2 separate regions of the Homo sapiens genome follow, and region 1 is linked to region 2. Evidence: chromatin contacts called from ENCODE Hi-C or POLR2A ChIA-PET data. All regions are on one chromosome and are shown on one strand. The core of a region is the stretch at or near the end of the contact, and the rest is flanking DNA. Distances in the headings are between cores, read along the strand shown. Region 1 holds the start of C9orf85 (chromosome 9 open reading frame 85). Region 2 holds the start of TJP2 (tight junction protein 2).

Region 1 (5,441 bases), core at 2,178-4,677, 2.7 Mb before region 2:
AAGCAAAACAAATGACAGAACTGGGGCTAAGGAATGGCTCTTTTCTCTTAGTCCAGTGCTCTTTTCGTTGGACATCACTGCCTTTCCAGTAAGGGAAAGAAGGCTGCCTTGATCTGCTCAACATCTCAGTACTAAATGACTAGAAAAGATTTAAACCTATTCCCACTGCCGACCCTCTGAATCCCCATAAGTCATTTGAGGGTACCGGTGACCAATGGCCAGAGGGACCTCTTTTAAATAACCCCAGGGAAGAGGAGGTTACAAATCCCGGCGCAAGCCCCTTCACTGTCAGATAATTCCCTCATATTGAGCTGAAACCTATTTTTGTTACTTTGATTCCCTGGTCCAAGTTTGGCCATTTGAAATGGCACAAAATTTGAATATACTCTCCTTTTCTAGAGTATATTCAAGCATATAAAGAAAGCTATCATCTGTGTCCTTTTGAGAATGAGTGCTTTACCTATATTAACTTCCAATAAAACATCTGTAATTATCCAACTTCTAATTGCAGTGAGTCCTAACAAACTGCTTGGCAGAGGAGGAAAAGAAAAACTATCATGTAGGACCCCTACCAAATCATAAAGTATTTAATACAAGTAGTCAATTGTTACTACAGTCCTCTAAGGCAGGGGTGTCCAATCTTTTGGCTTCTCTGGGCCATACTGGAAGAATTGTCTTGGGCCACACATAAAATACACTAACACTAATGACAACTGATGAGCTTAAAAAAAAAAAAATCACAAAAAAATCTCATAATGTTTTAAGAAAATTTACGAATTTGTGTTGGGTTGCATTCAAAGACGCCCTGCACCATGTGTTGGACAAGCTTGCTTTATGGGGAGTTACAGAGAACCGTGCATTTTTTATCACTCCTTTGTTAGATGTCACCAGATCAAATAGCTTTCCAGTGTAAAGAACAGGCACAAAGTTAGGATCAGATGCTTCTGACAAAGTCTTGGCTTTAGATGGCTACTCATAGCAGATGCAAGAATCTGTTATGATCACAGACAATTATTAGCTATTCATTACACAGATGAACAATCAACCGAATGATTTTTCCTCAGTAAAATATTTTGTGTTGTTTTTGTCAGAACCTTCAATAATGAAGTGGCCTGGTGGTCCTCCTGATTAACAAATGAGACTTTTTCATAACTTAAAAGAGGGAAAGGAATTAAAGATAAAAAGATAAAAATGGTCAAATGCAACTTAGTGACTGAACCTGAGACCCAGGAAAACATTTAGGACCAGAATGACATAGTTATTAGATAACACCAAGAAAATGCACAATGAAAAGTACAAGTAGGAGAAGCTACACTATAGTTAAATACTCATTAAAACTGCTTTTTACGAAAACAGACATGAAAAACAATCAAAAGCAAATGTTTGTGCACAACCTTAGGGTAAGAATACACAAGACGCAGACATCTATTTGGAATAGTGCAGCTTTTTATTTTTATTCTGGTTTACCTATTGATAATGGGAGCAAACTTGGGAAAGTCTTCCCAAATGTTGCTTCAGGTTTTCATTCTGAAAAACCTCTCAACCTAAGTGGGGGAAAGGAGAGCACTTAATTTAAAATATTCTTCCTTATTCTCCCTTACTGAGCTGTGTTGCCCTTCACCAATATTTATCATAATTTGTATTTACTTATCTTTCTGCTTTCTTTTTGCCCATATCACCTAGAAACTATAAACTCCGTGAAGGGAGAGTCAGCTCTTTTGAACACGGTATACCTATGAACACAGGGCCTTGCACACGGAAGGTGCTTATTAAATATTTGTAGAATAAGCAAAGAAAGAAAGAGGAAAGGAAAAGGAGATCACAGGTTACCAAAAACAGATGACTTTGCTTTCCCAATCAATGTCGGGAAATTAATCACTTATTGAACACTTACTATGACCTAGGCCATTTATGCATAATCATATAGTTTCGCCTCCCAACAATCCTGACAAATTTGCATTTGAGACCAAAGTAAGGCTCAGAGAAATTAAATATTATACAACTCACTCAAGCCGCACACCTAGTAAATTTGAGCTCCATAACTTTTGTGAATATTAGGTTTATCTGAGTGATGCTGGCCCCTAATATGCCCCTGTTGTCAATGATTTTCTCTCCATACAGCTATGGAGACAGGGAGAGAGATTCACAGCAAAGAGCAAATTAGTAGTTTTTTGTTTTTGTTTTTTGAGACGGAGTCTTGCTCTGTCGCCCAGGAGTGCAGTGATGTGATCTCAGCTCACTGCAACCACCGCCTCCAGGGTTCAAGCGATTCCCCTGCCTCAGCCTCCCGAGTAGCTGGGATTACCGGCACCCGTCACCACGTCGGCTAATTTTTGTATTTTTAGCAGATTGGGAGTTTCGCCATGTTGGCCAGGTCGTTCTCGAACTTCTGACCTCAGGTGATCCGCCCACCACCTCGGCCTCCCAAAGTGCTGAGATTACAAGCGCCCGCCACCACGCCCGGCTAATTTTTGTATTTTTAGTACAGATGGAGTTTCGCCATGTTGACCAGGTCGTTCTCGAACTCCTGACCTCAGGTGATCCACCCGCTTCGGCCTCCCAAAGTGCTGGGATTACAGCACTTTGAGCCACGGCGCCCGGCCTGCAAATTAGTACTTATATACAACCCAAGTCCTCTGGCTATCTAGACAGTCTGAATTTTTTAGCAGGACTTTACAGAAGTCCTGCTAAAGATAAACAGCAAAACAAGTATTTTTACATTAACCAAATATTTTTATCTTCAAAACAATTGTTACAAAACAGAAATTTCACACAATACTAGTGAGGACAGCCTAAGACAGCTTAATCATTCACATTTCCTCTATGGGCTTGGGGTTTTTGGAAAAAAAAATCGTAGCTGCATAAACTTGGTGTAAAATTTGAAAAAGCCACTCATGCCACAATCCTCGTTTCCCTCTGCTAATGTGATCCAGATGGGAACGCTGAACGACGTAACTGCCCCATCTGCACCTTAGATTTCATTAGGGTCCTGTTCACTCTGTGCAATTAGTTAAGTGTGCTGACCATCAAATATTTACCAGGAGACAACATGTCCAGGTCAAAGAAAGGGCGTGAGAATAACATTTTAGAAAGAGTTGCACTGCAGCCAAGACTAACTCTGGGCTGCGGTCCACACTCGCCCCAGCCGACTCCTCTCATTTCCTCTCTCCCCTCTCCAGTGAGCCATTCCTTCCTGGAGTCAAAGACGGTGCAACAGGCAGGTTCCTACCTTGGTCTGCACACTTTTATCGAACTTGTCATTTTTGAAGCTAAACGTATTCTGGTGCTTCTGAGGTCTGGAACGAGCCACGTTGCCTTTCTGGGAGCTCATCGCCGAAATCAAAGCCACCCCTCGCCGGGAGCAGGCAAAAGGATGAGGGGAAAGAAAACCAACGAACTACTCCCAGGAATTGACGCTTCTGTCAATGACCCGGAAGAAACAAACGCAGCCTTTCCGCCCCGGCTCTGGGTCAGCCCACGTGACTCTTCTGGGAGGTCAAAGAGCATCGCTCTGCCCTCCCTGCTGTTAAGCCAAGCCACTCCACGCGGCGCAGCCTCGACCCCTCCGGCTCCGCGCAGCCTCTTTCTCAAACCCGGAGAACAAGTCCCACTTTCTTCGAAATGAGAATTCCCCCATTGGCCCGAATGTGTAGTCCATCAAATCAAAGGGGCGGGGAACCTTTGTTCCTATTGGTTCTTCTTTTCCGCAATCCCCGCCTCCTGCTGAGCGAGCTCAGCCTCTCCTTGAGCTCAGAGCGCCTCCCACCCTGCCGGGCGGCCTCTGATTGGTGGAAGTGAGGCAAGGCTGGGCTCCGTCTCTCCCCCCGCCCGCTAGTAGGCTGGAGCCGGGGTCAGCTTTGGCACCTTCCTCCAGTCAGTGGCCAACTCCTGGCTCAGTGGGGATTGTGCTCGTCCCCTCCGTTCCCCTCCAGTCTTCCTCCCGCTACCGGAACGAGCCTCGCGCTTGGCAGGCTGAGGAGGAGCAAAGAAAGCAGGATTAAAGAGAAGGAAGACCTGGCTAGGTCTGGGTGGCGTCTGCAGTGCCAGAAAGGGAGGCGGTGGCGGCGGCGGCTGCGACCACGGCCGCGCGGGACGTGAGGCCCGAGAGCAACCGACGGGCAGCGGCGGCCGCTCCAGCGCCCCGCACCGGGGCCGTTAGTCAGCAGAACGCGAGCTCTTGTGGAGGAGCAGGGCCGGCGCGAGGCGAGACTCGGGAGCGTGAGCGGGGCCCCTGGGGCGCCGCCGTCCTTCTTCGCCCCGGCGCCGGGGGCTGTAGCCCTGGTCCCCGCTCCTCTGTCGGGCCAGTCTGCAGGCGGAGAGAGTCGGACGGCGCCCGGAGCGCGGATCTCGCCTTGTGGAGGACAGCGCGTCGGCTGCGGTTCTCTCTCGACCCCTTCTGCCCGGCGCTTCGGCCCGGGCCGCTCAGGTGCAGGTGCGTGCGGCCTCGGGGTTTGGGGACGCCGCAGCCCGGCTCGGGGAGGGGGCGCTAGGCCGGGAGCCGCAGCGCGGGAGGGACGAGCCCGGGCCGGCGGGGGGAGGGGAGCGGGAAGCGTCTTTGTTGTTGGCGACCGGGATCCCTTCTCGGCACAGGGGAAAGGCGGGGAAGCCACTCCTCATCGGGTCTGTGTTTTTGAGAGGATTCTCTGATGGTTGCGTGAAGGGGAGCGGTAGGACAGTCCCTGCGGTCCGTGGAGCGGCCGGAGTCAGGGGGTGGGGGAGGGAGGACCGACCGACACTCTAAGAAGGTCTTTGGTCCTCCTCGGTGAAGAGAAGGGTTCCATTTCATTTCCTTTGCTTTTCTCTCAGTGGATGAAAAGATGGGGTCAGGTTCCCATTCCCCTCACTGGCGCACTGAGAGATTCGCGGGTGCCTAAAAGCTTTCTCCTGAATGTCCTTATATCTCTGTCGGGCGCGATTTTAGATTGAATCTGCACGGGGCTTGGCGATTTGTGTATTCCGGTGGGGCTGTCGTAGGGTTCTTTTTCTTTAGATGGTTGGGCTTTAATCTTATTTGTTTTCGAACTCTAAGGTAGGCTTATCAGGAATCGTTTTTGAATTGGAAAATTTAAAGGTTTTGTTTGGGATTTTTTTTAACCCCGAAACAAAGTTATGTCAAATTAGATTGTACTGTGTGGGGGCTCTCGTGAAGGAAAGAGTGTATTTAACCTGGGGTTTTTGTTTAAAAAAAAAAAAAGTTCAGATCTTTGATCTTTGGTGAGATCTCTGCCAATGCCAGAAGAGAATTTTTTGTAAATGATGCTTTAAGTCAGTGTGAAGTAGATTTGGTAAGCAAAAGGATGAATAACGGAATACAGAGGGTGACCTTTAAATTTCGCTGTTTATGAAATGTGTTCCTGTTTAATACTTTTTGTGATATATGATGCTTGATCTATAGATGATTCATTTGGAATTTTTTTATGCCTCTAATAAATCTTTGGAGA
Region 2 (5,054 bases), core at 2,502-5,001:
TGGAGCCGTCACTGTTATGGGTAGCCATTGCCCCAGCTTGTGCAGGTCTTCTGGGGCTCTAGCTGTCAGTCACCCAGTTCTAAGAAGTGCTTTTCCTAATCAAATGGAAAAAGTGGAAGCAGACACTCTCCAACTCGGAACTCTGCCTCTCACACTACAATGTATGCAGCATACTAGCTCAACTGCTTTCCTAGGTACCATCCAAAATTAAAACTAGTGGCCGGGCACGGTGGCTCACTTCTGTAATCCCAGCTACTTTGAAGGCTGAAGCAAGAGAACCGCTTGAACCCGGGAGGCAGAGGTTGCAGTGAGCCAAGACCGCACCACCACACTTCAGCCTGGGCAACAGAGCAAGACTCCATCTCCAAAAAAAAAACCAAAAAAACAAAAATAAAATTAAAACTAGCTACTGCAATACTGCATATTGGATTTCCATGCCTGAATTTTTTTTTCCATTGCTATCACACAGCCTTTTCAAAAAGTTTAATAGTAATACCACCTTAGACCCTCCCAAATTCACTTTCTATATGGGCATCTACTAAAAAGGCTGATTGCAAAAATTCCTATGAGGGAGAAACAGGCCCTAAATAGCTTTTTAAACCTTAACAAAGTTCACATAACCATTGATGTGTTTAACCCACTAAATGGGTGTTAAATCTAACCTCTGAGTCTGTGTTTCTGACCCTAACCCTTGGATTTAGGATCAAGACAAAAACTCAGTAAAACACCAGAGAAAACTGTTCTGCTTCCCTCCACTCCCATCTGGGGCAATCTCACCCTCAGACACTACCATATACCAAATCACCTTCTCTGGAAAATCAAGGCTGGTTGGTCCAACAACTGTTGGGCCCCTGATTACTGCTTAGAGTCAAATCAATGAGGCATGTTATTGGGAATCAGCTCTCAACCTAGATAAATTCATCTGTAGCCACAACTGCTTAATGGGATTCGTTCTAGAGATGAGGCAAGGAATTCCCTGGTGGCTCATATTGTTGGTAGAATATGTTGAAAGTTTCAGCAGTGATTGCGAACCCTTCTACCGCTTCACCCCGCCCCCACCACACCCAAACTTCATGCCTCTCCCCAACCAAGTCTGCATGACTTTTTAAATTACTATTTATATTACTACACATATTATTGTACACAGGACTAAAGTGGCCCCGCCTAGTTTCAATAACTTGTGTCTCGTAAAAAGATAACCTTCTTAAGGAGAGAAAACCTTGCTAAACTCAAAATCTCCCTTGCCTTCAGCAGTATGCAGAAAGTTCTCACACTTGTCCTGAAGAGAAATGGTTGGCTGTGAACTTTTGTCAGTGTACAAAGAACTAGATCAAAAGTTAAATGTAGGCAGAAGTCATTGCAAATGCAATTCCCCCGGGGGTGATGTAAAAATTCATTGGTCTTAAGCCTATGAATGCCTCAAAAATAGTTATGGGGTGGGATGTTTACTGGGAAACTGGTTCGCTTCTTTTGTAGGGAAAGTCAAGTCATTTAATACATGAGGGATTTCTGACTTCCCCCCACCCAAAGCTTCGTTATGGCCTTCAAGGCCTTTTAACAGAGTGTGAACAACAACTCTTTCAGTTTTTTCCTGGACACCTACCTGGCACCTCCTACTTGTATCTTTAGATCTCACCTCCCTTATCAACCCAGGACCCAACACTTAAGAGTTTTCAGCACCCGTTTTGTTCCTATTACTAGCTACCACCATTTACGTAGCATCCACCACATGCCTTGTACTCTCTGTCATTTCATTCAGACCTCACTCAGCCCGGTGAGGTGGGCGCATTACTGGCCCCATTTTCTATAGTGGCTTGCTCGGGTGAGGTAACTGTTCAAATGCCCTTTATTCCCAGCAAGAATCCCCTGAAGGGAATGCATATAGGACCAATCCCACTCTTTGCTAAATTTCTGTATTGCAGAGTGTGCATCGGCATCATACATTCCCTCCCTCAGTCTCAGGAATCCCGACACAGATTGCAGAGTAAAGTCTAACAGTTTCAGGTCCACTAGACCCCTAAATGCAGAAATTGAATCTTGTTCATCTTTGTATCCCCCACAGTGACTGGCAGGAGTAGGGGCTCATTCAGTATTATAATATCTGGATGGTACTGAAAAAGTTACAGCAGCATTTCAGAGGGGAAAGTTCCCCTTCATCAATCTGCATAAGTAGCTCTGAAAAGAAATAAAGTGGCCCCACTGCAGAAGTAGTTCTGAAAAAAACACAAGAAACACCTCAAAAGCCACCGGTGCTTTAGTAAAGCACCTCCGCTTCTGCCATCTCCCCACAATGAGGAAGCTCCAGTACCCTGTCCACATTTCTAAATGGCACTCATCGGATTCTTAATGAGTTGCAGGCTTTCCCAACGGGACTGTGTGACAGAGCCACGCTCTTGCTCATCTGCGTAATCCCCACACTGAAGTGGAGTTGTTCATGAAAACTTACTAAATAATCAAATTTCATCCTCTCAAGCAGGATATGCAGTGGTACTTTGCTACAAATACATTTACCACTACGAATTTCTCACTTCAAGCGATCTCCTGCCCAGGTGTGTGCTCTCAGAAAATTACATCTCTTTCTGAATTACGCTGGCAAAGGTGGACCTGTTTTCCCAAAAGGACCGTCAGCACACCCAGCACAGACCACCTGGGGAGCTGAAGAAAACGACCTCCCTCCCTCCTCCCCGCTGGGATTCCCCGGGCTGAGAGCGTGAGTGAGAAGCGCAAGGCAGTTTCTATCATGGGATGACTCTCCGCTGGGAACTTCAGGGAAACCACAACCATCATTACTCAGGCCAGACAGCTGCCAGAAAAGCAGCCTAGCCTAAGAACTGAAGCTGAAATAGAGGTGGGAGGCTGTATTCCATTACTAAGCGCGGGAGCACTCACTCCCAAGTTTGTCCACATTTCAAGAATGTTAAAACCCTGTGGTAGAAATCCCTGATTATTTATAACTTAAACTACCGTGTAAAAGCAGAAACTTGACAAATGAAGACATAAAAAGAACTGGTGACAGGTAGGCTAGTACTAGAATACAAAGCATTCATCACACTCCTCTTTTGTGGGTCCTTCCAAACCTCCATCCCCATTCCCTACTGGAAAAAAAAAAAAAAAAAAACAACTTTTACTTCTATTACAGACGCAGCTGATTGAAAGGGAAAAGGGATTCTGCTCTGTGATGAGTTTTCAGTTTCTCTCACGTACACAAGCCTGTAACTTTGCATCAATACCGAGTGTGGTTTGAAATAGAGAAGGAAAACACAAAGACATGCAAGCGACACAACAGACACGAGATGCCTCCAAGCCAGCAGAAATCCAGGACACCGGGTTCAAGACAGTGTCCCCTACTCGCGCCTTAATCTCCAGCCCAAGTGACTTCAGAGTAAAGGTTCCAGGAGCCCCGGAGGCCACGAGTCATCAGCCCGGACGGTGAAACCTACCCCTCCCCTGCGTCCCACGTCCGGATGGGAGAATCCCAGCTTCCTACGGCGCATCGGGGAACAACTTCAGAGCAGCACGCGAGCAGAGCCCCCAGCGCTCCCACGCTCACGCTCACGACCCTCCTCCCAACCGCGCGGCACAAGGAGGCACTTACGCGGAGCCAACCTGACAGCTCCCGCCGGGGTGGAAACCCGCGGTCTCCTCGCACCGGCATTTCGGACACAGGTCCCGCGTAGGCGCGCAGCTCCGGACCCCGCTTCTGCTTCTGCTCCTGCTCCTACTCCTCCTGGGCACCACCGGACAGTGCTCTGACCCGCAGCCCAACCGCCGGGGTGCCGACCCGCGGGGACCCACCCCTTTGTCCCTCCTCCCGCGGCGGCGGCGGCGTCAGCCCGCCCCCGACCCGAGCGTGGCGCCTCCGCGCTGGCCGCCCGGCCCGGGAAACTGTCAAATTGGCCGCTACCACCCACGCGCCTGCCGGGGAAGGGCTCGCCGGCGCCGCGCCTTCGAGGCTCCTGCGGCGAACCGCGTCACGCGCGACTCCTGGCCGGGGGCGGGAGGCGGCGGCGGCGGCAGGAGAAGCCCAAGGCCCGAGCGGCCCGCAGCCCCCACGCCTGCACCCCTCCACCCCCGCCAGCCCGATGGTTCGCTCCGCGGCGTGCACTGGAGCAAGCAGGTCCCGCTCCGAGCGCGCGCGCTCTGGGAAGTGCTGCAAGTTTGGAGACCTGGAGTGAGCTCCGGGCGCTGCTGGCCCGACTGTCCGCGGTGTTTCCCCGGTGAGGTCGCGGGGGCATCCTGTAGGAAGACTTTTTGGCGAGGTTCGCAGGGCCTCACACAGGCAGCTTCAGTTCTCCTACGAAGAGTCGAACTGGGAAAACCTCAAAGTTTTAGGTCCTGTCTAGAGGCCTGCCCGGCTAACCAACACATACACGGCCTTGTACCCCACATTTCTCAGCCCAACAACTGCCTACCCGAATTCCGAGGGTTATAAGATGTTCGTATTAAATATTAAAACAGGACTTTTCAGGACAATATATTCCAGGTTATCTCTTTGGCACATTTCCAACAACTCCAATAAAGAGATTGAAACTCCTCTCCCATCATCAGCTTATAAAAGGTTGCCAGTAGGTCACAAGTGCTTATCTGACAGGATTCATCTAATGCAATTCAGTGTGCTTATTCCTTTCGAAGTCCTCCATGTGCAAAGAATTGTGCAGTGACGTTAAGTGTCTTTATTTTAAGAGCATATAAATTAATTTGGAGAATCCAAACAGGTACCGATTAAAAATATAACCTTGGGTTTGAAATCTTAAAAAACCATCTTGTAAGAGAATAGTTTTGCCTGCCCTGCTCTTCCCTTAATTGGAAAGCAAAACTCGTCCTAGGCTCACAAGTAGAAGGTAAAAGGTGTGGTCTGTCCCAGAGGAGATGCAGATGCTGGGCTCTCTCCCTGAAAAGTTGCTTCACTTCCTGCCTGATCAAAACAAGTCTAGAAGTTTCGTGGAAAAACAAGTCCAGTAGATGCCTCTCCAGAAGTGTTATGCTTCTGGACTCCTTTGGAGTAACTAAGTCCACGCCTCTGGATAAAAAGCACTGTGAGTAACGTTTCCCAC

Evidence for each region. Hi-C counts contacts between places; a loop is a spot of excess contacts on that map. ChIA-PET counts read pairs that join two places held with the same protein, here RNA polymerase II (POLR2A). Pooled maps may share reads with other maps.
Region 1: a loop to region 2 is called in a pooled map, with 6 times the contacts of the local background. The contact joins the promoter of C9orf85 here to the promoter of TJP2 in region 2. A Hi-C loop is called at or near these places in 5 of 50 pooled maps. POLR2A ChIA-PET finds 5 or more read pairs at or near these places in 2 of 52 experiments (OCI-LY7 and T-cell).

Annotation. Positions count from the first base shown.
Region 1 is chr9:71,909,625-71,915,065 of GRCh38, reverse strand. It overlaps C9orf85 (chromosome 9 open reading frame 85), which reads right to left and starts at 3,427. Exons shown (of 4, transcript NM_182505.5): 1 at 3,230-3,427. The coding sequence starts at 3,331. ABHD17B (abhydrolase domain containing 17B, depalmitoylase) reads left to right here and starts at 3,873. Exons shown (of 4, transcript NM_001025780.3): 1 at 3,873-4,432. RefSeq lists enhancers at 3,160-3,219, 3,230-3,279, 3,350-3,659 and a silencer at 4,110-4,349.
Region 2 is chr9:69,172,974-69,178,027 of GRCh38, reverse strand. TJP2 (tight junction protein 2) reads right to left here and starts at 3,751. Exons shown (of 23, transcript NM_004817.4): 1 at 3,596-3,751. The coding sequence starts at 3,655. RefSeq lists an enhancer at 2,653-2,842 and a silencer at 3,733-4,162.